Regions from separate parts of the Homo sapiens genome. Here all the other regions are linked to region 5. The links are chromatin contacts, found by Hi-C or POLR2A ChIA-PET in ENCODE. All regions are on one chromosome and are shown on one strand. The core of a region is the stretch at or near the end of the contact, and the rest is flanking DNA. Distances in the headings are between cores, read along the strand shown. Region 1 overlaps KCNJ6-AS1 (KCNJ6 antisense RNA 1). Region 2 overlaps KCNJ6 (potassium inwardly rectifying channel subfamily J member 6). Region 3 holds the start of KCNJ6-AS1 (KCNJ6 antisense RNA 1). Region 4 overlaps KCNJ6 (potassium inwardly rectifying channel subfamily J member 6). Region 5 holds the start of DSCR9 (Down syndrome critical region 9).

Region 1 (4,103 bases), core at 432-2,931, 350 kb before region 5:
TGAGACCCAGAGCTTCAGTAGCAGAGCCCTGGACTGCAATAGGCCTGGAGCCCATAGGAACTGGGAATCAGGAAACATCAGGATGGGTTGGTGTCATCAGAAGAAACTGTTTCTTGGAGGGCTGGGCCTGAGCTGGCCTTGAAGACTTGGAGGCCCTTGGATGAGTGGAAGTCAGGGAGGGTAGAGCCTCATGAGAACCGTGGTGTCTGGACACTGTGGAGACCGGCTGGGGACTCCCCAAGGATGGGATCTGCTCGGCACAGGGAGGAAGCCACAAACCGAAACTTGCTGTGCTTAGCTGAGGTTGCTGGGCACTCAGGCGTTGCTCAGACTCATTCAGAGCCAGAATTTAGACTTCATGCTCTGTGAGCAGGTCTCAGGGAGAGGGTTGAGAAGGAGCTCCCAGTCACTTCAAATCTTCCTCTGAGATAGCTTGTCTATCATCGATTCAATCAACAAAGGCTCTTTGAGCTCCTCCCATGTGTGAGCAGAACATCCCGGAAGCCTCCCCTAGGGTTCATGTTCCAGGAAGGGGACTGGGAATAAATCCAGGCGTTTATGCCAGAGGGGATGGTGGGTGCTTTGAGGAAAAGTAAAGCAGGTGAGGGAAGAGAGTGCCCTGCTTTGATGGGTGGTATGGTTTGGCTGTGTCCCCACCCAAATCTCTTTTTTTCTTTCTTTCTTCTTTTTTTTCTTTTCTTTTCTTTTCTTTTTTTTTTTTTTTTTTTTTTTTTTTTTTTTTTTTGAGAGGGAGTCTTGCTCTGTCTCCCAGGCTGGAGTGCAGTGGCGTGATCTCGGCTCACTGCAACCTCCACCTACTGGGTTGAAGTGATCTCCTGCTTCAGCCTCCCGAGTAGCTGGGACTACAGGCGCCTGCCACCATGCCAGACTAATTTTTATATTTTATGCCAGACTAATTTATATACTAATGGGATTTAGTACAGATGGGGTTTCACCATGTTGGCCAGGCTGGTCTCAAACTTCTGACCTCAAGTGATCTGCCCTCCTCAGCCTCCCAAAGTGCTGGGATTACACGAGTGAGCCACCGTGCCTGTCCCCACATCTCACCTTGAATTGTAGTCCCTATAATCCCCATGTGTCATGGGAGGGACCAGGTGGAGATAATTGAATCATGGGGGGCAGTTTCCCCCATCCTGTTCTCGCGATAGTGCGTTTCTCATGAGATCTGATGGTTTTATAAGGAGCTTCTCCCCCTTTTGCTCTGTGCTTCTCCTTGCTGCTGCCATGTGAAGAAGGATGCATATGCTTCTCCTTCCACCATGATTGCAAGTTTCCTGAGGCCTCCTCAGCCCTGTGGAACTGTGAGTCAATCAAATCTCTTTCCATTGTAAATTACCCAGTCTCAGGTATGTCCTTATAGCAGTGTGAGAATGAACTAATACAATGGGAGAATCAACAAACAACCAAGAGAACAACATTTGAACAAGAGGGAGTGGCTGCCGGGTGTGCCTTTCCTCTTCTTACCTGTGGTGCCATTGTTGGTCCATCTCCACAGAACCATCTGAGGCTCCGCAGTTTATCCATCCCCAACTGTAATAACACTAATAACAGCCCCTCTACCACGAGCAACCACGGCAGATGTTTGCTCCCATTTGTAAAAGTTCTGGCTCAGCTGCCTCGCTCTGCTTGCTACAGGCATTTATCAGCTGTTCACTAAGCTGGATGGGGCAGTCTGCAAAGATAGATGTGGACACGTGGTGACCTCCTTACAGATCAGCTGCCGAGACACACATATCAGAGTTCTGAGAACACGCACGTTCAAGAGCGTGCGGAACGCACTGTACTCCGCAAATCCTTCCTGGGGCCTCACCTCGCTATATAAGGCTCTTCAGCTTCACACACATATAGACACACAGAGTCATCAGCACGGGTTTGGTATTGCTATCTTTGGAAACAACCCACATCTTTGAGTCCCATCCAGAGCCATGTCCACCTGTGGTTATCTTTTGGCAGCATGTTAGCCTTTTAAAGGCACCCACATTGTTCACGCCACTCAAGCTGAAGGAATTCAGGCATGTCGCCTTGGAGCTGGGAAAATGATACTCCCCATTTAGGGACTGTGGAGATAAGAGGGAGTTCAGAGTTCAGCTCAACTTGCTGAGATTTTGCAGCAGTGGCTCTTAAACTTTGGTGTGCTGAAAAATTAAGTAGTTGTGTGCTGAAAATGAAGATCTGGAGGTCCAGCCACTCAGATATTTAGACTCATGCAGTCAGTCTGAAGAGGAAGCTGGAATTCTGCAATTGACAGGCCCCTGGGGGCTTCAGGTGCTGACGGGCCACAAAGCACACTTTGAGAAACTGTTTGACTGTTGTACAGCCACAAACCAGTGTTGAAGGCAAGTTTTTGGAGATGCCACCTCCTTGGTAGCAAGTAATCAGCTGTGAAGAACACAGAACAGCTTCCTCTTAAAACAAAAGTGCAAGACCCTCCAAAGGTTAAGCAGGGAAGAGGGCTAGGAGATGCTGCGGAATGGGAGCAGGGGCTCCAGTCATCTTCAGGGCTCTCAGCATTTAACCTCCAAGCTTCACCTTCCCCTTGGAGTTCTGCTTGTTGTTGCTGTTGTTGTTGTTTTTAACTCTGATTTCTACCATGCCCATCAAAATTCCAATCGCCTTATCCCGAGTATAACTAAAATTAGCTGACATTTGCAAAAAAAAGTAATAAAGCAAAAGATGGAGAAAACTAAGGGGAATCATGATTGAAACTATAAATAGCAACAATATCCAAGTCTCCAAAATGTAGGTTTCTACTGCTAAGATGCCCGCTCACCAGCAGTGAGTGGGTGTCCCTCCGTTCACCTCCACCTCCAGGGTCCTTGACTCCTAGACTTCTGCTGGCATACTTCCCCCTGCACCTACCGGCCCAACACAACCGTTGCCTTCTCTGAGAACCAAAGCAGAAAACAGAAAATACGGTTTCCTATCCCACGCGGCTAGGATGACTCCACCAGCTCTGGTCCTGAGGCGCTCCCATCTCTCTGGCTCCAAGCTCTGCCTCTGGCCTCTGAGGCATTCACACACATCCCTTTCAGTACACACTTCGTGTGGCACTTCATGGGCACGCAGGATACACAAGCCATAATAACCCATGCACAGAACAGCTTGTGTGAGTGTAGCCTGCGGAGCGTCTGTGGCATACTGTGAGATGTACTATACCAAATGTGGCAAACACTTGTGACCAGCCCCTTGGGTGTATGTCCAGTTAGAAATGTAAAGCAATTCTGGGCAACATAGCAAGAGCCCATCTCTATAACAAACAAAATAAAAAGTTAGCTGGGGCCGGGCGTGGTGTCTCATGCCTGTAATCCCAGCACTTTGGGAGGCTGAGGCAGGCGGATCATGAGATCGGGAGATCAAGACCATCCTGGCTAACACGGTGAAACCCCGTCTCTACTAAAAATGCAAAAAATTAGCCAGGCGTGGTGGCGGGCGCCTGTAATCCCAGCTACTCAGGAGGCTGAGGCAGGAGAAAGGCGTGAACCCGGGAGGCGGAGCTTGCAGTGAGCCAAGATCGCGCCACTGCACTCCAGCCTGGGCAACACAGCAAGACTCCGTCTCAAAAAAAAAAAAAAGTTAGCTGGGCACGGTGGTGCATACCTGTGGTCCCAGCTATTTGGCAGAGGTGGAAGGATCGCTTGAGGCCAGGAGTTCGGGGCTGCAGTGAGCTATGATCTGCTACTGTACTTCAGCCTAGGAGACAGCAAGATCCTGTCTCTAAAATTTAAAAAAGAAAAAAGTTTTTTTTTTAAAGTGGCCAGACACAGTGGTGGCTCATGCCTGTAATTCCAGCACTTTGGGAGGCCAAGGTGGGAAGATCTCTTCAGCTCAGAAGTTCAAGAGCAGCCTGGGCAACACAGTGAGACCCTCTTCTCCATAAAAAATCAAAAAATTAGCTGTGAGTGATGGCACATACCTATAGTCCCAGTCTTTGGGGAGGCTAAAGAGGGAGGATCCCTTGAGCCCAGGAGTTGGAGGCTTCAGTGAGCTATGATCACGCCACTGTACTCCAGCCTGGGAGTGCAGACACTGTCTCCAAAATGAAAAATGGAAAGCACTGCAACCAAAAAGTTTGTCTGACTCTC
Region 2 (4,241 bases), core at 505-3,004, 420 kb before region 5:
ATGAAAGTTTCATTTATTTTTGAATCAAATTATTGTATTTATCTTATTTTTACTGGCAAAGGCCTTTGGTAAAATACTGAATAGAAAAGGTGATAGCAAGCATTTACTGCATCTGTATTTAAAATCACTGGTCCTGACTTTAAACAATCCTAACTTTTGATCATCATCATCATCAAAAATAATGATTGTTTAGATTTTTGGTAGATACAGTTGGTCTCATATTCAAAGTTTATTAAGAAGTTTCATCATAAGTGGTTTTTGAATTTTATCAAATGAATTCTATGCACATATTTAAATGATCTTTCAATCTTTTAACATGATAAATTATATGATCAGTATTCTAAGGTTAAACCACCCTTGCATTCCTTGGAATAAACCCAACTTGATCATGGTGTCTTTTTTTCTAAACTGTTAGATTTGGTTTGCTAATATTTCTTCTAGGATTCTTGTAGCTACACAAGTGAATAATATGGGCTTGTGTTCTCCCTTTTTTTCTCTCTTTCTTGTACTATATTTATGACTTTATTATCAAGATTATTTGCCTTATAGAATGAGTTAGGAAATGATTCTTCTATTTCCTAGGAGAGTTTATGTAAAATTATCATGATTTCTTCCTAGAATATTTCATTGAACTCATCTTTAAGATTGTCTGGGCTTTGTAATTTCTTTATGGCAAGTTTTTAATCACTGGCTCAATTTCATAATTGGTTATAAGGTATCTCTGCTTTTTATTTTTACTTAAATAAGTATTGGTAATTTATATGATTTAGAAAATTGTCCATTTCGTCTATATTTTTAAGTTATTATAATCTCCTTTTGTGTTTTCAGTCTCTGCTGTTTCTAAAGTTATGTATACCTTTGAGTTCCCAATGCCATTTATTTTTGCCTTCTACACCTTTTACTTGGCCAGTCTGATCAGAGATTTGTCTATTTTACTAGACTTTTCAAAAAACAACTTTTGCCTTTATTGATTCTCACTGTGGTTGACTTGTTTTATATTTTATTAATTTATACAATGATCTTTGTTGCCTATTTCCCGTGAATTAATTCTGTTGTTCATTTCCTAATGTCTTCAGTTGAATATTCTAAACATTAATGTTCAGACTTTCTTGTTTTCTAATATATGCATTTAGGCATATAAATTTTTCTTACTTTCTATATGCCCTTTAATTTTTATATTTAGAATTTCAATATCACTCAGTCCTAAGTACTATCAAATTTCCATTATGGTTTCTTCTTTGACATTTAGAAGTGTGGTCATATATTCCAAAACGAGGTAATTTTTAAGTTCATCTTTTCTTATTGTTTTCCGTCCTGTGCATGCAAAGCTCACGATTATATCAATTCATACACAGAATCTGGAAATCCTCTTCTCCAGTTCTCTCCTCTGTGAGATCCACCCCTCCCCCCGGTCGGCCCCCACTTTCAGCTCCCGGGCCTCCTTTTCTGATACTTCTTTCTCTAAAGCCAAGACTTGCTCAGCATTTGAGCCACCTGGGCTGCTGCATTGTTTTACACAATCGGGGCCACTCTTAGGGTAAAGCAGTCAGAGGAAAGAGGAAAATGCAGCCACAAACTCTGGTCCCTGGAATTCCCCTTTCCCAATACTCGGTCCAAAAAGACAGGCTCTCTCTCAGTTTTTGGCACCTGTGTCACCGCTGCACTGCAGAGCAGCTGAGGACAAAGGCTGCACTCAGGGCTGGTGGGGAAGTCCTCACACTCAATTAACGGGGATTCCCACTCCCGTCTCTGACTCACAGCAGCACCTTTTCCTGGTCCTCCGGTTAGAAAGGCAGGGTTTCTCTCTGAGATTTTCTTGCCAGCACTTGTTCTGCATTGGGGCCCCAGTTCTACACTGGGGCCACTCTCAGGTTAAAGCCAGAAAATAAAAGAGGAAGGCAGAAAAATTTATCCTCAGACGATTCATTCCTCAAGTTTTGACTCCCTTCTCCAATCGTCCTGCTATTGTGAACTTTCTAGAGTCTTCAGGTGGTTTCATTTTGTACATTGTCCAGAGGCCTCAACTATACTTGGTGGGAAGGAATAGGCGTGTTATTCCCTCTTCACCAGCCCCAGAAGGCTCATCTCTTGCTTTTATTGAACTCAGGTTTAATTCAAATTATGAATTTTGTACTTTTCCAGCATTGTATTATATTTTAGCTGAGGGTCCTTCATCTGCAGACAGACATGACGCTGGAAGCAGTAATCTCCCACTTTCTTTTCTAATGACTCACAAGCAATCTTTTTATTTAACATTAATAATACATTTCAGACATGGCCAATGAACGATATTAAGCTGTTTCTGTATGGTTCTCTAAGTCTACTCTTTTCACTTAACCATAAGTACTTGCTGGGAACCTCCAATGTTGAAGCACTGTGCTAAATGCTAAGGAATATGGAAATAAGACCAATAGATCCTCAGGGCATTCACAATTCAGCAAGGAAAACAGACACATATAACTGCTGTAAAACACTCTGATAAGTGCTGTGATAGGTCACTGAAGTGTTATGGTGGCCTGGAACTCGATAGTTCCAGCAAGAGACTGGTTGGTCACAATGTGCTTTGGAAAGGAGACCACACATTAGTTAGCTCTTGAAAGATGAGCAGCATTTTACTATGGGAAGGGCATTCAAGATAAAGGAGAGGACAAGCACTGTCACAAAAATAGAAATGCAAATGGCAACTACCATTAACAACAATGCATTATATACCCAAAAATTGCTAAGAGTAGATTTTAAATGTTCTCACAACAAAAAAATAAGTGTGTGAGGTAATGGCTATGTTAATTAGCTAGACTTAGCCTTTTCACAACATACACGTATATCAAAATATCATGTACACCATCAATATGTATAATTTTTACTTGTCAAATACATAAAACGAAAGGTAAGACATTTTGTAATTTTCCAGCATTGTGTTATATCTTAGCTAAGGGTCCTTCATATGCAGACTGACATGATGATGGAAGCAGAAATCTCCCACTTTCTTTTCTAATGACTCACAAGCCATCTTTTTATTTAATAATAAATTCAGACATGGCCAACGAACAATATTAAGCTGTTTCTGTATAGTTCCCCAAGTCCACTCTTTTCACTTAGCAAGTACTTATTGGGAACCTCCAATATTGAAGCACTGTGCAAATGCTAAGGAATATGGAAATAAACAAGACAAATAGATCCTCAAGGCATTCACAATACAATAAGAAAAACAGACACCTATGACTGCATGCTCAAAGGAGATCAAGATCAGGTTTTCCACGTTTTGCTCTTCACCAAATGAAGCATCTCTTTTTCCAGAAAGTACTTTACTCACAAAATAACCTAGTTCTGGGAGCCTTTATGATGATGTCCCTGATATGGAACATAAACACCACACACACACACACACACACACAGAGATGTCATCTTGGCAGTTCTGCCTTGCTTATGAGGCTAACTCAGTTGGTTTTATTTTGCTACTTTTCCAAATTCAGTAAAACATCACAGTTTTAAAGACTGGACTGGGACCTAAGTCAATACGTAAGACAGGAATTTTTCTGAAGAAAATTATCAATTTACCCCAGAAATACTTTTTAATATTTTACTGATAGGCAAACATTAATATTCTTTTTTATCCTTTTTTAAATGAGTTCTGATATAAAAATGAATAAAAATTGGAAAAGCATCCATGAGCATTTACTTAAATCTTACTTATTACATAAATTAAATACTCCTCTTCAAATGGCACTACGGAAAGGTATTTTCCTCTCCCTATAGAAGTCAGTAAGTGTATTGAGTTTGCTGCCATAACAAAGTACCACAGACTGAGTGGCTTAAACATCAGAAATTTATTTTCTCACAAGGCTGGATGGTAGATGTCTGAGAACAAAATGTGAACAGGGCTGGTTCTTCTGAGACCCCTCTCCTTGGCTTGTAGATGGCCATCTCCTCCCTCTGTTCACATAATCTTTCCTCTGTGTGTGTCTGTGTCCTAATTTCCTCTTCTTATAAGGACATCAATTATATTGGACTAGGGCCCACCAGTATGACCTTATTTTAATTTGATTAACTCTTTAAAGATCCCATCTCAAACATGTCACATTCTGAAATACCGGAGATTAGGACTTCAGCATATGAATGTGGGGGTGGGGGTGCACAATTCAGCCCATAATAGTACACTTAAGACAACCTACACAAACCAAGCCAATATTATTAATATTTCCCCCAACAAACAGACCCACCACATATTTTGGATCACTTTG
Region 3 (4,405 bases), core at 1,343-3,842, 310 kb before region 5:
ATCTAGTCACTGCTAGCCGCCCCCACTTCTAGTGAAGATGGTCAGAACTCTAATACGCAAACAAAACCGAGCTGGGGAGAAAGACCACAATTAGTGAATACGCACGTGGGAGCCCTCCCTGGACAAGCTCCTCATCTGAATTCTTCAAGACTACAGAAGATGTTAAGTAGCTGTCATTACATAATCAGTGGGAGATGCCTTCAGAAACATCCGCCTACAGAAAGAGGTAGCCCGTCTCTCCAGCACCCACATTCCTGGGCGAGGGTGACACTCCAGTCAGAAGGTAAGAATCCCATGTAAGCGCTCTGTGAAGAGCAAACCACCACTCAATTGGAATACAGTAGCAGTCCTGGAGGAATCCAGGACTCCAAGCGCACTGAGCCCTGTAGATCTCACCCAGCGGTGAGCGCTGGAGCCCCTGCTGGGAGGACCCATCGTGCCAAAGGCCTCTGAGCGCAGAGCTGCCCAGACTGGCCAGGGACAAGACCTGGAGCTGCTGGGAAGCACAAAAGCTCATCCAATTTACTTCTCCCAGAAATATCTTATCTACCTGAAGTGAACAGTTAAATCCCATGATTAGGTCCCTTGTTTCAGCTTCATCATCCATCCAAATCCACGGCCCATTGTAATGCAAATCATGTATAGTCTAATGCAAACAAACAGACTTTTATCCTAAGACATTTTTGTCCTTATATTTGATACAAGGAGAGGATGATACTTTAGGAATAACAGGCTAATACTGAGAGAACCCAGGCTCGATGTAGTCACCTAATATTATCAACAAAGTCAACAGAATAAAGAAGAAGAAAAAAGCAGCAATTATTTCCTTACTGCTTTCAAAATGTGGGTTACAACCTATTACATTTCAAAAGCTTCCCCGATAATATCCCTGTTTTATTTATAAACTTAAGAGCTGATTTCTGTCACCCTCATCTCTTCCTATCTACATCAAACCTCTGAAGGCTAAAAATGTAACAGACTTTCCTTGGAGTGGGAGCAAAGGGTGGGGACTGGCCCCTGGATGCGTGATCACAAGGGTCTAATGACCATGCCTGTTCAAAAACAGACCCTTACCACAGTTATTCCTCCAGGCAGTCTCCCTGAGGTTGTACAGAGAAATTCTACTGAAAACCCATCCTTATAAAACATTTAAATATCATATAGTTTATCAAGGCAAAGCAAACTACCGAAAAACTCCCTCACACCTGTAATCCCAGCACTTTGGGAGGCCAAGGCAGATGGATCACAAGGTCAGGAGACTGAGACCATCCTGCCTAACATGGTGAAACCCCATCTCTACTAAAAATACACAAAAAAAATTAGCCGGGCGTGGTGGCGGGCGCCAGTAGTCCCAGCTACTCTGGAGGCTGAGGCAGGCGAATGGCGTGAACCCAGGAGGCGGAGCTTGCAGTGAGCCGAGATCGCGCCACTGCACTCCAGCCTGGGCGACAGAGCGAGACTCCGCCTCAAAAAAAAAAAAAAAAAAAAAAACTTCCCACAACAAACCTCAAAACTCTTAAATAGATGCAGGGACTGTGCGGTATGCAAAACCAACTAGTAAAGGAATGTTAACACCTAGTCCCAGACTCCAAAAATAAAAGTCAGCTGGAAAGCAATGCTGTTTAGCCCTCCACGGAGAACACTGTCCACCTCATTTCCCTGCATTGTTTGCTGTATTTACGTAGAAAAAGAAGTTCCATTCAGGCTGTGGACTCCGCTGTTTAGCCGCATATTATATTTATCGGACACTTTCTACATACTAGGCATTGTGCTTTCTGCGGACATTACCTCACTGAGGCATGCACAGCATCTCCTAAGTGGACACTATAGGTATCTCCATTGTACAAAGCGGACAGTAATCCTTGCGCAAGTTGAGCAGCGTACCCAGGGTCACGAAGCCAATGAGAGGAGCAGTGGGATCTGAACCTCTTTGGGATTCTAGAGAGGGAAACTGTAACTACTATACAGAGCTGGTGGCTGGTGCCCTGGGAAACCCTTCACCGGCTTACAAGACCAGATGAGACTGAGATATAAAGGAACTAATTCCATTCCCACTGTTGGGAAATAACATGTGCCATTCTCATGGGACATCTGAGAGCTATTAATGAATAGGATGTTACACTGACCCATCTCCACAAGGGAAGACAACAAAAAGGAACAAACTGTGTAAGTTTTATATACTTACATCTGGCAATTTCTGCCTTTCCCGGAGGCTTGTTTATAACATTTTGTAATGCACCATAAATTGAAAATTTTAATTATCCATTACTCTATGTAAACTTTGGTAATCAAACTCCATTTCAAGATGTTCTTGGGGCTGGGTGAAGTAGCTCACGCCTGTAATCCCAGCACTTTGGGAGGCCGAGGCAGGTGGATAGCTTGAAGTCGGGAGTTCAAGACCAGCCTGGCCAACATTGCGAAACCCCCTCTCTATCAAAAATACTATTAGCTGGGTGTGGTGGTGTGCACCTGTAATCCCAGCTACTTGAAAGGCTGAGGCACGAGAATCGCTTGAATCTGGGAAATGGAGGTTGCAGTGAGCCGAGATCACACCCCTGCACACCAACCTGGGAGACAAAGCAAGACTGTCTCCAAAAAAAAAAAAAAAAAAAGTCCTTGGATTCAGACTTCCGTCATATTAGCCACACGCCTCTTCTTGCCAGAGTCCTGCCTGGCTGCAGGTTCAGAATGGCCCGCAAAGTTTCAGAAAACAGAGCTCCAGGCCCCACCCCAACTCTGAATCTAAAATCCTGCTAGTGTGATGGTCATCCGTGGTTTTATAAAGTTCTACAGATGAGTTTAGTGTGCAGCAAGGCTGGACAGTCATTTTAAATTGATGAGTACCGATTGAGCAGTTTGCGATCACTAGAGTTCATTAGTCATTTCTTTCCTGGATTTGCGGGCAATGGAAGTGGGAGTGGTGCCTGAAGTGAGCTCCTCCCCACCTCGTGGCATCACCTCTTCAGCAGAACAAGGCTTGTCTGTGATGTACATAAAAACGCTCTTTCTCATGCTATTTCACTGCATTCCGCTTTTCCGCTTTAAATCTTTACAGACGTGAGCCACCACGCCCAGCCTATTTATGTTTGAGAGGCCCAGGCTGGAGGATCACTTGAGGCCAGCAGTTTGAGGAGCGCCTGAGCAACTCAGCAAAACCCCGTATTAAAAACAGCCAGGCATGGTGGTGTGCACAGGTAGTCCCAGCTACTTGGGAGGCTGAGATGGGAGGATCACCTAGCCCAGTTGTTTAAGGCTGCAGTGAGCTGCAATCACACCACCAAACTCCAGCTTGCGTGACAAAGCCAGACACCGTCTCTAAAATTAAAGAAGTAACATTAAAAAAAACTTAGCCGTTTCATGCCACTAGAGGTATTTTCTTTCATTTCAGAGGGAGTTAACAAACCCCACCCCAGCAGTGCCCTTCTCTGCAGTCTTTCTGTCCAACAGTGAGTGGATGATGATTCCAAATTCATCCTCCCAGGGTCTCTTTTAAGCAACTCAACACTTTCTGCTGGCCACACTCAGGCTCAGGCCCGTCCTCTTGCCTGGGTGTTCATTAACAACTCCCTGCCCGGCACACCTGCTTGGCTGCTTCCTGGCCACCCTAGTGCAGAACTACCACACACACCCAGTGCCTGCCACTTTATTTTGCCCTTGGCTCTGAATCTCCCGTGACTGCAGTTTCAGATATGGAATTCAGGGGCAAGTACACTGACTAATGAATGAGTATATAATGGAAGCAAAACTTTACAAGAATAAAGAAAAAAATTCCCAAAGTAGCAATTTTAGAAATTTAATCGGGAAGATTATCAAATAGCTGGTCTTTCAGACAGATGAAACATTAAGCACTTATACCTACACGGCCTTTCTCTAGCTATGAGAACTCGGCCAACCACACCCATGCCAGCATCGCCCGGCCTCCCATGCGAACAGAGCTGGGCTCCACTTGTCTTGTCCACTTGTTTCCTCTGTCCTGCATCATGAACTTTTGCCACCACTTTGCCTGACCCAAACTTAATGCACTTTATTAATAGTCAACATGACTCAGGCTCTAGTACTGTGCTCCTTCAGGACCCAGCTGGGACTGAACCAGGCTACCTGGTAAAAGCGAAGGGAAGCCGGTTTAAGACTTGTCTCTGCCTCCTCTATGCTTTGAAGAAGGATTCACAGGTTTTGCTGGGGATGACAGGAAATTCAACTGAAATGGAAATTTACCCACATTAATTCCACACCTGATAACAGGGACATACCCTAAAGATGGGAAATTATGGGGAAAAATTTTCAGGTACAGCAGCTGCATACTGGAAGAGAGACCTGTAGCATTCTAGTTGTGTTTCAAATCAGCGTCCAGTTGGAGAAACACTTTGTCTCCTAAGATTTAAAGTAGGAAATTAGAAATAAATAC
Region 4 (4,000 bases), core at 772-3,271, 450 kb before region 5:
TTACTCATAGTTAGAAAAGCCTCTTTTAGCCTGATATCCTGTGAAAATTTCAGAAACATAGAGATAGTATGAATTTCAATAGACCCTTGCAAAAAAAGTTGAATATGGATTTACAATATTCAATTGTATTTTGGCCAAAAGATCATGAAAGTGTTTTCCCTGTAAATGTTGAAGAAACTAAGACACTATCTTACCTCTATCCTATGTGACTTTCTGTCAGAGATGTTCCATCAATCTGCTTAGGTGTGCACATTTTCACTTTCTCAACCTTAAAATCATGCAAATGATCCAACCAAGGCACAGACGGGGACACCGATGGGAGACAGGCCTTACCAAGATTAGCGGTGTCAATTAAGGCCAAACGGGTGCCCTCTGGTGCAGTGCCTGGCCCGCAGTAAGCGTGCTCTCCAACAAGCTCCCTCCAGCCCTGGTGGTGAGCATGACAGCAGCATGCTCTGAACCTCATGGAGAGTCCCAGCACGCCTTCTCCCCATCCCAAATTATTTCTAACACAGGTACGCCAGTGAGGTGTGTGTTTGCTGCCTGGGTGACATGAGCTACCATCGTCTACAAGTCTTTGTTTGGTCCTTATGGGAACAATGCATTCTGTGGCCATAGTAGGGAATGGAAGGGGCAAGGTCATTAAAGGAAAATCAGCATCCCATGTGCTAGCCCACTCTACAACTCAAATGAATTCAGAACCTCACAGCTGGGCCAGAACACCCCACGACCAGTGCTTCCCATTCAGGGTAGAGCATGGGAGAGAAGGAGAGCCCCGAAGCCAGCCTGGGGCACATGATGCCACTATTAGAAGGGTGTCCAACAGCACTGATATTTCTTATCTCTCGCCCCTTTGTCTAGGGCCTTGCACCCTGTGGCAGGAATCCTGGTAAAACATGGCCTTTCTTGGTCAAGTTGGAGGGGACCAGTTGTGAAAGAAAAAAGGAAGAGAGTGTAGGTGTGTGCCCAGGCAGGTGCCTCTTGGGAAAGCTGCCTGGACAGTGAGCTCTGCACGTGAGTCTCACCCAAGCTGCTGTGCCAAGTCCCCAGGAAGTGGGCACACCAAAGCCACCTGAGGTCATGGGGTTAGCACCTGCCCCAGGGCAGCCTCCCTCCAGCATTCCTGCAGCTCTCTGGACTTTGGCATCCTCTTTTGACCTCTGAACACTTCCCTTTCTTTTTAACTTTGTCATGTGCAGCCATCTACATTTCTGAAATATAGCCAGCATTTTAAACATTACAGAGGGAGACAGTTTTCTGAGTTCTCTAGACAGCCATGTTGCCAGAGATGATAGTGATGGGTAGTTTTATAAAAGGTTTTGAATCACTGCTCATTGGAGAGGGCATGAAGAAGCCAAAAGTGGACAAGGTTGAATCCTGAAGCAGCAAACGTTAGAAAGAGTCATATCTATGGAGGCTTCAGGTATCAGGGATGATTGTGGTCCAGGCATTGGGTCAAGGCAAGTCCCACATCAGATGGGGAAATTGAGGCTATAGCCCTGTACCCACTCAGACTCCTGAGTACCCCAGGTCGGGGGGATCTGAGGCAGTGGCTGGAGCCAGCAGCCTGCCCTCCAGCTAGACTGCATTTCTGCTCTTTCCTCTGCCCTTCCCTCTTTTAGTTTTCCGCTCTTCTTTCTCTTTTTCCATTCTCATCTTCTTCTCTGTCACATCTCAGACCTGCCCAAGGAGGGCTGGTAGCATCTGAAGCACTTGGGGTTGCAAAGGACCTGCCATGTGTGAGGGGTTGCCACAGGCCCCTACTCCACCACATCAAGGGCTTTGCTGTCCGCGAGGATGTTCTGAGACATGGGGCTCACCCTGCCTCCCTTGGGTCACACCTTTTGGTGCATGTCCATGACTTATTTGGTGCTCAGTTCGTGGTCAGGAATGCAGCCTCACAGTGACACATCGTTCTTGTGGAACAACATGATCTGATCTGTGATTCAGTTTCCAGGAGTTCCTGGAAAAAAAAGAAAAACAGGGACTGCGTGGAACTCTTCTTCTGGACTCCACCAGGGGCCCTGAGAGCACAGTTTTGACACAGGTGCAGTAAGTTCTTAGCAACTGAAGCCCTTACAAAGTAGCAAAGCATTCCATGCTGGGAAACTTCATTTTAAAAACATCTTGTTTGAGAAACGAGTTAGGAGTGTTCCCAACTTGGCTTCCAGCTAATGTAAACACTGAAAACAAATTAATCATTTGGAGAAAGAGAACAAGGAGTTTAATGTTTTGAAGTGTGGGAGCCAACATTTCCAGATGGACTCTTCATGTGTTGGGGTCAGAAAGGAAAGAGGACCAGCCTGGGCATTGGAGGATCTGGGTAGCCCTGGGCTCCGCTACTGGCCAGCTGAATGGCCTGGGGCAAAGGACCACTGCCTCTGTTTCTTCACCTGCAATAAGAGGAGTGAGGAACGCCCTCTGAAGTCCCTTCCACCCCAGTGAGCCAGCACTCTTGGCCTCAGCGTCCCTTCCCCTCCTGTAAGCGCTGCCTCTGGAGCTTACATTGCCTAGTGTGCACTTGGGAGAGTGAGCAAAGTATCTGGGTATATTTTCTCTTTTCATCTATTCTGCAGACAAGCCAAAAAAGGAAAAAAAGGAAAGAAAAAATCTCTCTGTATCACCACCACCCATTTCTTCGGGGCTTTCTAAATCTATCACAAAGTTGCCTGCTAACATCGCTTAGCCTGCTTGCTGCAACATTCTAGCAAATGAAAAGCTCTTCTCAGATGTTCTGCACTGCAGATATTTCAGGACCCATTTTAAATGGCTGCAAAGCAGCAGAAACTTGACAGAGAAATTCCCCCACGTGGGTAGGCATTTCCAAGAAACCTCAGTTTTCTCATCCAAGCTAAATCGCAATGTCATGCTCGTCTTCAGGGACCAAATACTTCCATCTCTCCATTTAATTCACTGTGCGTTCCTGCTGTATGCTTGAGGTGCTCTGATCTCTTTTATTTTCCACTTAATCTCTAAAATGAATGTCTGAGTCGTGACCACTGTGAAATCAGTTAATTGAGCCCTTACTGCAGTGTTCCCTGCCCCCACCAGGTTAGAAGCAATTCTGTTCCACACAGAATAAAGTAACCTGTAAATATTTGCAGGAATAAGAGCCTCGTTTTAAGAGAAAACCCACAAACTACAAAAATGAATCTTGAAGCCTAAGACCAGCCCTGCAAGGCAAGGCAAGGAAAACCTGGGTGGCCAAAGATCTGAGTTCAAATCCCGACTCACCACTCTACCAGCTTGCAGAACCATCACTGGAAAGACACCGTCGTGAAATACTGATTTCTCAGATGCCGTCTCCCCCAGAAAATTCCCTTCATGGAGCAGGGACTTTTCTAAACCAGAGGGTGGCCTGGGCGGGTCAGTTATGAGAAATTACCACTTTCTCTACTACCTCTTCTCTAAGACCTCACTTAACTGAATTTTCATCAGGAATGATATGGGCAAAATTAGAAGACTGATTTTCACTGAGTCCAGAAAGTGAGGGGCACCCCTCTGGTTTGTTACAGGCACCCAACGATCCCAGCTGAGTCCCCAATCTCTTTGAGAGGAGGGAGAGGAGAGGAAGGGGTCCTAGTGAACCCCTGTCAAGCTGGGAGCAGGCAGCCTCAGTGCTTGTGCTACTAAGGAAGAGCAGGAACTATTTTCTGGGCACACTAGGCAGACCCTCACCTGTCTCAGAATCCCCCGTCCTTATGGCAGAGAAGGTTCCCAGGGCTCCCACTGCTGAGCCTCACCCCAGACCCACCCCTAAGGTTTTCAGGGCCAGAACAAGAGCACAAATGGGGCCCCCAGGACATGCCTCTTCTCTCCCACCCTTATCTCCTGTCTCATCCAGTGAGGGTCATTGGTGACGTGTGTAGGTTCACCCCAACCAGCTCCCCAAGTCCCATCCCCAGCTCTGCAGCCCTGAGCCACCCTTCCATGACTCTAGCCAGCACAGGCCTTGGATCAGGGCCGTTGGAGGAGAGAGTTCCCAGGTCCCAGATACCTG
Region 5 (4,160 bases), core at 1,102-3,601:
AAAGAGATGGGGAGGGGGGGATCTTGCTGTGTTGCCTAGGCTGGTCTCAAACTCCTATACTCAAGTAATCCACCCACTTTGGCCTCCCAAAGTACTGGATTACAGGCACAAGCCACCATGCCCAGCCTTGCTGATTTTTTTTAAATAAAAAAAAAACTAAGTATAAAAATAATAAGAAAAAAATAATAAATTGGACTTCATCAAAATTGAAGACTTTTCCTCAAAATTTCAAAAGACCGTTAAAAAATACTGTTAAGAAAATGAAAATGCAAGCCACAGACTTGAAGAAAAATTACAAAACACATCCGACAAATGACTTGTGTCTAGAATATATAAAGTCCTAAAAAGAAGCAACCGTCCATAAGACACATTCACTCGTGTGCCATGTCAGTTTACCATTGCCTTGGCAACACCCGGACATTACTTCCCCTTCCCATGGCAAGGACTCAACAACCCAGAAGTTACCACCCTTTTCCTAGAAACTCCTGCATAATCTGCCCTTTAATTTACATATAATTAAAAGTGGCTATAAATAGGACTGCAGCACTGCCTCTGAGCTGTTACTCTGGACGCACTGCCTATGGGGTAGCCCTGCTCTGCAGGGAGCAGCACCTGTGCTGCCGCTATGCATGGCCGCTTCAATAAAAATTGCTGTCTTAACACCACCAGCTTGCCCTTGAATTCTTTCCAGGGTGAAGCCAAGAACCCTCCCGGGCTAAGCCCCGATTTTGGGTCTCACCTGCCCTGCATCAGCCTCATGAGCAAACGTGAAGGGGAAAGCCACTGCAGCCGTGGTGTGAGGGTGAGCAGTAGTAAACAGGGGTTCCAAGGCTTTTGCCACCTGCATGCCTAAGAAGGTTTGGTTTTGGCATGGGAACCTGAGCTGAACCTTGGGGGACAAGTGGGTTTTGTATTAAGAGGAAGAAGCAGAATGGCTAGAGGAGAGAGTTGGCTTAGCAAGTGCAAATCCTGACATTTTCCAGTTACATGACCTTGGGGAAATCACTTAACCTTTTAGGTTTATTTCCTTGTCTGTAAAATGCAGGCAAGAGTAATCTCTTCTTCATAGGGTACTTGGGGAAATTAAATGCTGCAATGTTTGTGGACAGGTAACACAGTACCTGAAATGACCATTAGTAAATATCATGTTGGGAGATGGTGAAGAGCAGGGCTGGAGTGAGGGGCTTAAGGAAGGTCACATGGAGGTGGGAATTCAGATTCAGAGGCCACCACAGCCAGCTTGTGGGGTGTGGCTCTTGTTCTGGAGCCTGGGTTGAGTTTTTTTGTGTTTACTGAGCAGCTAGTATGTGCAAGGCACATTCATTTAACCCCAGCGCTCCAAGAGACTAACTTCTGAGGCCCCTGCTGCAGGGAGCAGGGCTGTGGCAGGGGTAGATGGGAGCTTGGGAAGGGGTTGAGGGGGCTGGCCCAGGCTTCAGTGAAACCAGGTGTGAGGAGGTAAAGTGAGAATGAGGCTGATGGCTTGGGGTGGGTAGCAGTGAGGGCAGGTGCTTGGGCCAGGACTGGGATCCATGGGTGCTCCCATGGGCCTGCAGGGTAGACCCACTGGCAGGACTGACTAGGTCAATTTTAAGCCACAGGAGAAAGCCGGTGGGGGTGTTGGAGGAAGCAAGGGCTCCGTAAGGCCCTGACGGATAGAGTAACACAGGTGACATCACATCAGAAATGCCCCCTACCTGGCCCCAGACCAAGTCCCCAGAGTCTAAGGCCACGTGCAAAACTAGTATTTCATGAGGTTGACCAACAAGCTGCACCGCCTGCCGCATGAATCCCTGAGCTGCCAGGCTCAGGCCACTGCCCCCCAGCCCCCACCCCCATCCACCCCCTGGGAATCCCCACTTCTGTACAATCCTCCAGGCAAAGAGCGGCTCTGGCCTCCTCGGGCTCTGGAAACACCCTAGCGGGCATCGCTCCACTGGCTTCTCTGCCTGACTGCCCGCCCCTGCCCCTACCTCCTCCCCCGTCCCTCAGGCTGCACTCAGATGACGCCGTTCCTGGCTTCTGTCTAAACCTGGGTCAAGTTTAGACAAAGAGACTCCCTCATCCCCTTCCCAGCTTCGTTTTCCTCGGGATCACCTGTGACCTCCCATGTATTGTGTGATTGTAGATGACATCCGTCTCCCCTCCTGCAGTACTGAGGCCTTCCATCATCTCTTCTGTCCCCTTTGTATGGAAGCACCTAGAACAGGGCAGCACATGAGACCAGATGAATGAATGGATGAGCCAGTGAACAGGTGAATGTGTGGAGTTCAGTGGCCCGTCCAGATGACCAGGGCCGCATGGCTCACCCCAGAGATAAAGCCAGATGCACTGGAGCCCCCGGGTAGAAGCGAAGGTGGAGAGGAGCCAGCTGAGGACACCAGACCCCTCCCCTAGGAGAGGTCCCCAGTGGGGGAGGGAGGAGGGGAAGGAGGGGGAGCTGGACAGTCTTCTGAAGGAAGGGGTGAGGCACTGTGCCTCAGCTTTCAAAGGTCTGGCAGTTTCGAGGTGGTGGCAGTTTGGAAACTGGAAGCAAAAGCGATGTGGCCTCCAGTGAGTCCCCAGTCAAAGCCGGAGTCCTGCTGGCGCTGGGGCGGCAGCCAGCGGCGGGAGGCACAGTGTGATCTGTTCAATGGCTTCCTCTTTTCAGAGGCTGCTGGCTCACCCCGCGGGAATGAGGTGGCACTTCAGGACATGAGGCTTGGAGCTGGTGGCAGATTTCTTGGAACTGGCGGTGGGGAGATCTAAATTAAGAGCTTTCTATCACACCAAATAAATAGAAACTGAAATAGAGGACTGAAGGAATTAGGCAGAATGCCTTTATACACAACTTCTGAAAAATACCTAGAATGGTATTTATGCACTGAAGTCCCAAGGTATTTGCTGAAAACAATGACAGGTCTGTTTGACACAAAGGCACATGTTACAGAGAGCAAGCTTGTCTCTTTGAAAGTGCCTGCCACAGGAGCCCTGTAACCATACCAGCTGCTCGTTGTGGAGGCTGTCCTGGCAAGGCCAAGGGACCGGCCCCAGTCCTTCCTCTGGGAGGTAAGATGAGTCACCTCTGGCATGGAGGTGTCCTCCTGGTGGCTTCTTTTTGGGCACTCCTGAAACAGACCTGCTTTGCATTCACATGCACCCTCTCAGGCAGGGCCTGGCCAGAGGCAGGAAGGGGACTTCCTTGGTGTTTCGTAGCACAGGACCTGTTGTGGCAGGGACAGAGGTTCTGCTGGGAGTGGCCCCCAAGGAACCACTAAGAGGCTAATGCAATGACAGACTCGGCCTGTCTCTGGGCCAGAGACGCTGCAGAGAGCAGTGTCTCCTTTCCAGGATGGCAGAGAACCAGGCAAGGCCAGGCGGTGGCAAGGGAAGTGAGGACCCTAGCCAAAGAGCAATGGGAAGGAGCTCTCTCAGCAGAAATCATCCCAGCAGGGTTTGCTGAGTGCCTGAATCACCATTTCAAATGTGAAATGAGAAAGGTATCAAGCACCACCAGACCAGCACCACCAGACCAGCAGAACTCCAGGCTTTACCAGCTTTTCCAGGGAAGCAAAACAGCATTTGCCAATGACTGTGGTGTTAGTACTCCAACGATGGTTGATTTCAAGCTACCAGTGTCACCCCACTAAACACAGAGTTGGGAAGAGTTGCATTATACGGTATTTCCACCATACAGATACTATAGACCTCAATAATCCCAACATAATAAGTTGAGGTAATCAGGAGTACATTGGTTTTTGATATAAGTGTATACATGATTCAATTTTTTTTTTTGTTTTTTGAGACAGGGTCTCACTCTGTCCCCCAGGCTGGAGTGCAGTGGTGTGATTACAGCTCACTGTAGCCTCTCACACCCCAGACCTTCACCCATGCCCCAGAGAACAGCAAAACAGGTCCTTGCTAAGTACATGGTCCTACCTGCTAGAACCAGGAAACTTCAAGACAACTTAAAATACCCTGTGTATTGGTCCGTTCTCACGCTGCTATAAAGAACTACCTGAGACCGGCTAATTTATGAAGAAAAGAGGTTTAATTGACTCACAGATCCACAGGCTTAACAGGAAGCATGGCTGGGAGACTCAGGAAAATGTACAATCATGGAGGAAGGTGAAGGGGAAGCAAGCATGACTTACATGGGGGCAGGAGAGAGAGAGCCAAAG

Evidence for each region. A loop is a pair of places that touch in the nucleus more often than their neighbours do. ChIA-PET counts read pairs that join two places held with the same protein, here RNA polymerase II (POLR2A). Pooled maps may share reads with other maps.
Region 1: a pooled map shows a loop between it and region 5 (5-fold over the local background). The contact joins the enhancer-like site here to the promoter of DSCR9 in region 5. A Hi-C loop is called at or near these places in 4 of 168 maps with a recorded cell type or tissue (gastrocnemius medialis, heart left ventricle and right cardiac atrium), 19 of 37 single-sample maps with no recorded cell type and 13 of 50 pooled maps. POLR2A ChIA-PET finds 5 or more read pairs at or near these places in 7 of 52 experiments (AG04449, Caco-2, HEK293 and 4 more).
Region 2: a loop to region 5 is called in a map with no recorded cell type, with 7 times the contacts of the local background. The contact joins the enhancer-like site here to the promoter of DSCR9 in region 5. A Hi-C loop is called at or near these places in 2 of 37 single-sample maps with no recorded cell type and 2 of 50 pooled maps. POLR2A ChIA-PET finds 5 or more read pairs at or near these places in 2 of 52 experiments (AG04450 and B cell).
Region 3: a map of endothelial cell of hepatic sinusoid shows a loop between it and region 5 (3-fold over the local background). The contact joins the promoter of KCNJ6-AS1 here to the promoter of DSCR9 in region 5. A Hi-C loop is called at or near these places in 1 of 168 maps with a recorded cell type or tissue (endothelial cell of hepatic sinusoid), 1 of 37 single-sample maps with no recorded cell type and 3 of 50 pooled maps. POLR2A ChIA-PET finds 5 or more read pairs at or near these places in 2 of 52 experiments (A673 and activated CD4-positive, alpha-beta T cell).
Region 4: a pooled map shows a loop between it and region 5 (2.7-fold over the local background). The contact joins the enhancer-like site here to the promoter of DSCR9 in region 5. A Hi-C loop is called at or near these places in 1 of 37 single-sample maps with no recorded cell type and 5 of 50 pooled maps. POLR2A ChIA-PET finds 5 or more read pairs at or near these places in 1 of 52 experiments (MCF 10A).

The regions. Positions count from the first base shown.
Region 1 is chr21:37,553,732-37,557,834 of GRCh38, reverse strand. The region is part of intron 1 of KCNJ6-AS1 (KCNJ6 antisense RNA 1); the gene reads right to left. Among named protein-coding and RNA genes, the nearest start is that of KCNJ6-AS1, 37 kb to the right of the region's middle. RefSeq lists enhancers at 116-295, 506-565. Within about 2 kb of position 1,681, at least 4 of the 41 ENCODE cell types and tissues checked have a DNase peak (open chromatin) inside an H3K27ac peak, as active enhancers do; they include gastrocnemius medialis, where a contact is called at or near this core.
Region 2 is chr21:37,629,289-37,633,529 of GRCh38, reverse strand. All of the region lies in intron 3 of KCNJ6 (potassium inwardly rectifying channel subfamily J member 6), which reads left to right. All of the region lies in intron 1 of KCNJ6-AS1 (KCNJ6 antisense RNA 1), which reads right to left. Among named protein-coding and RNA genes, the nearest start is that of KCNJ6-AS1, 110 kb to the right of the region's middle. Within about 2 kb of position 1,754, at least 3 of the 41 ENCODE cell types and tissues checked have a DNase peak (open chromatin) inside an H3K27ac peak, as active enhancers do.
Region 3 is chr21:37,516,823-37,521,227 of GRCh38, reverse strand. It overlaps KCNJ6-AS1 (KCNJ6 antisense RNA 1), which reads right to left and starts at 2,592. Exons shown (of 8, transcript NR_183540.1): 1 at 2,186-2,592. It overlaps DYRK1A (dual specificity tyrosine phosphorylation regulated kinase 1A), which reads right to left. Exons shown (of 12, transcript NM_001347721.2): 12 at 1-4,405.
Region 4 is chr21:37,657,157-37,661,156 of GRCh38, reverse strand. All of the region lies in intron 3 of KCNJ6 (potassium inwardly rectifying channel subfamily J member 6), which reads left to right. All of the region lies in intron 1 of KCNJ6-AS1 (KCNJ6 antisense RNA 1), which reads right to left. Among named protein-coding and RNA genes, the nearest start is that of KCNJ6-AS1, 140 kb to the right of the region's middle. Within about 2 kb of position 2,021, at least 10 of the 41 ENCODE cell types and tissues checked have a DNase peak (open chromatin) inside an H3K27ac peak, as active enhancers do.
Region 5 is chr21:37,206,694-37,210,853 of GRCh38, reverse strand. DSCR9 (Down syndrome critical region 9) reads right to left here and starts at 2,351. Exons shown (of 3, transcript NR_026719.2): 1 at 2,310-2,351; 2 at 2,098-2,200. RefSeq lists enhancers at 2,363-2,552, 2,851-3,687.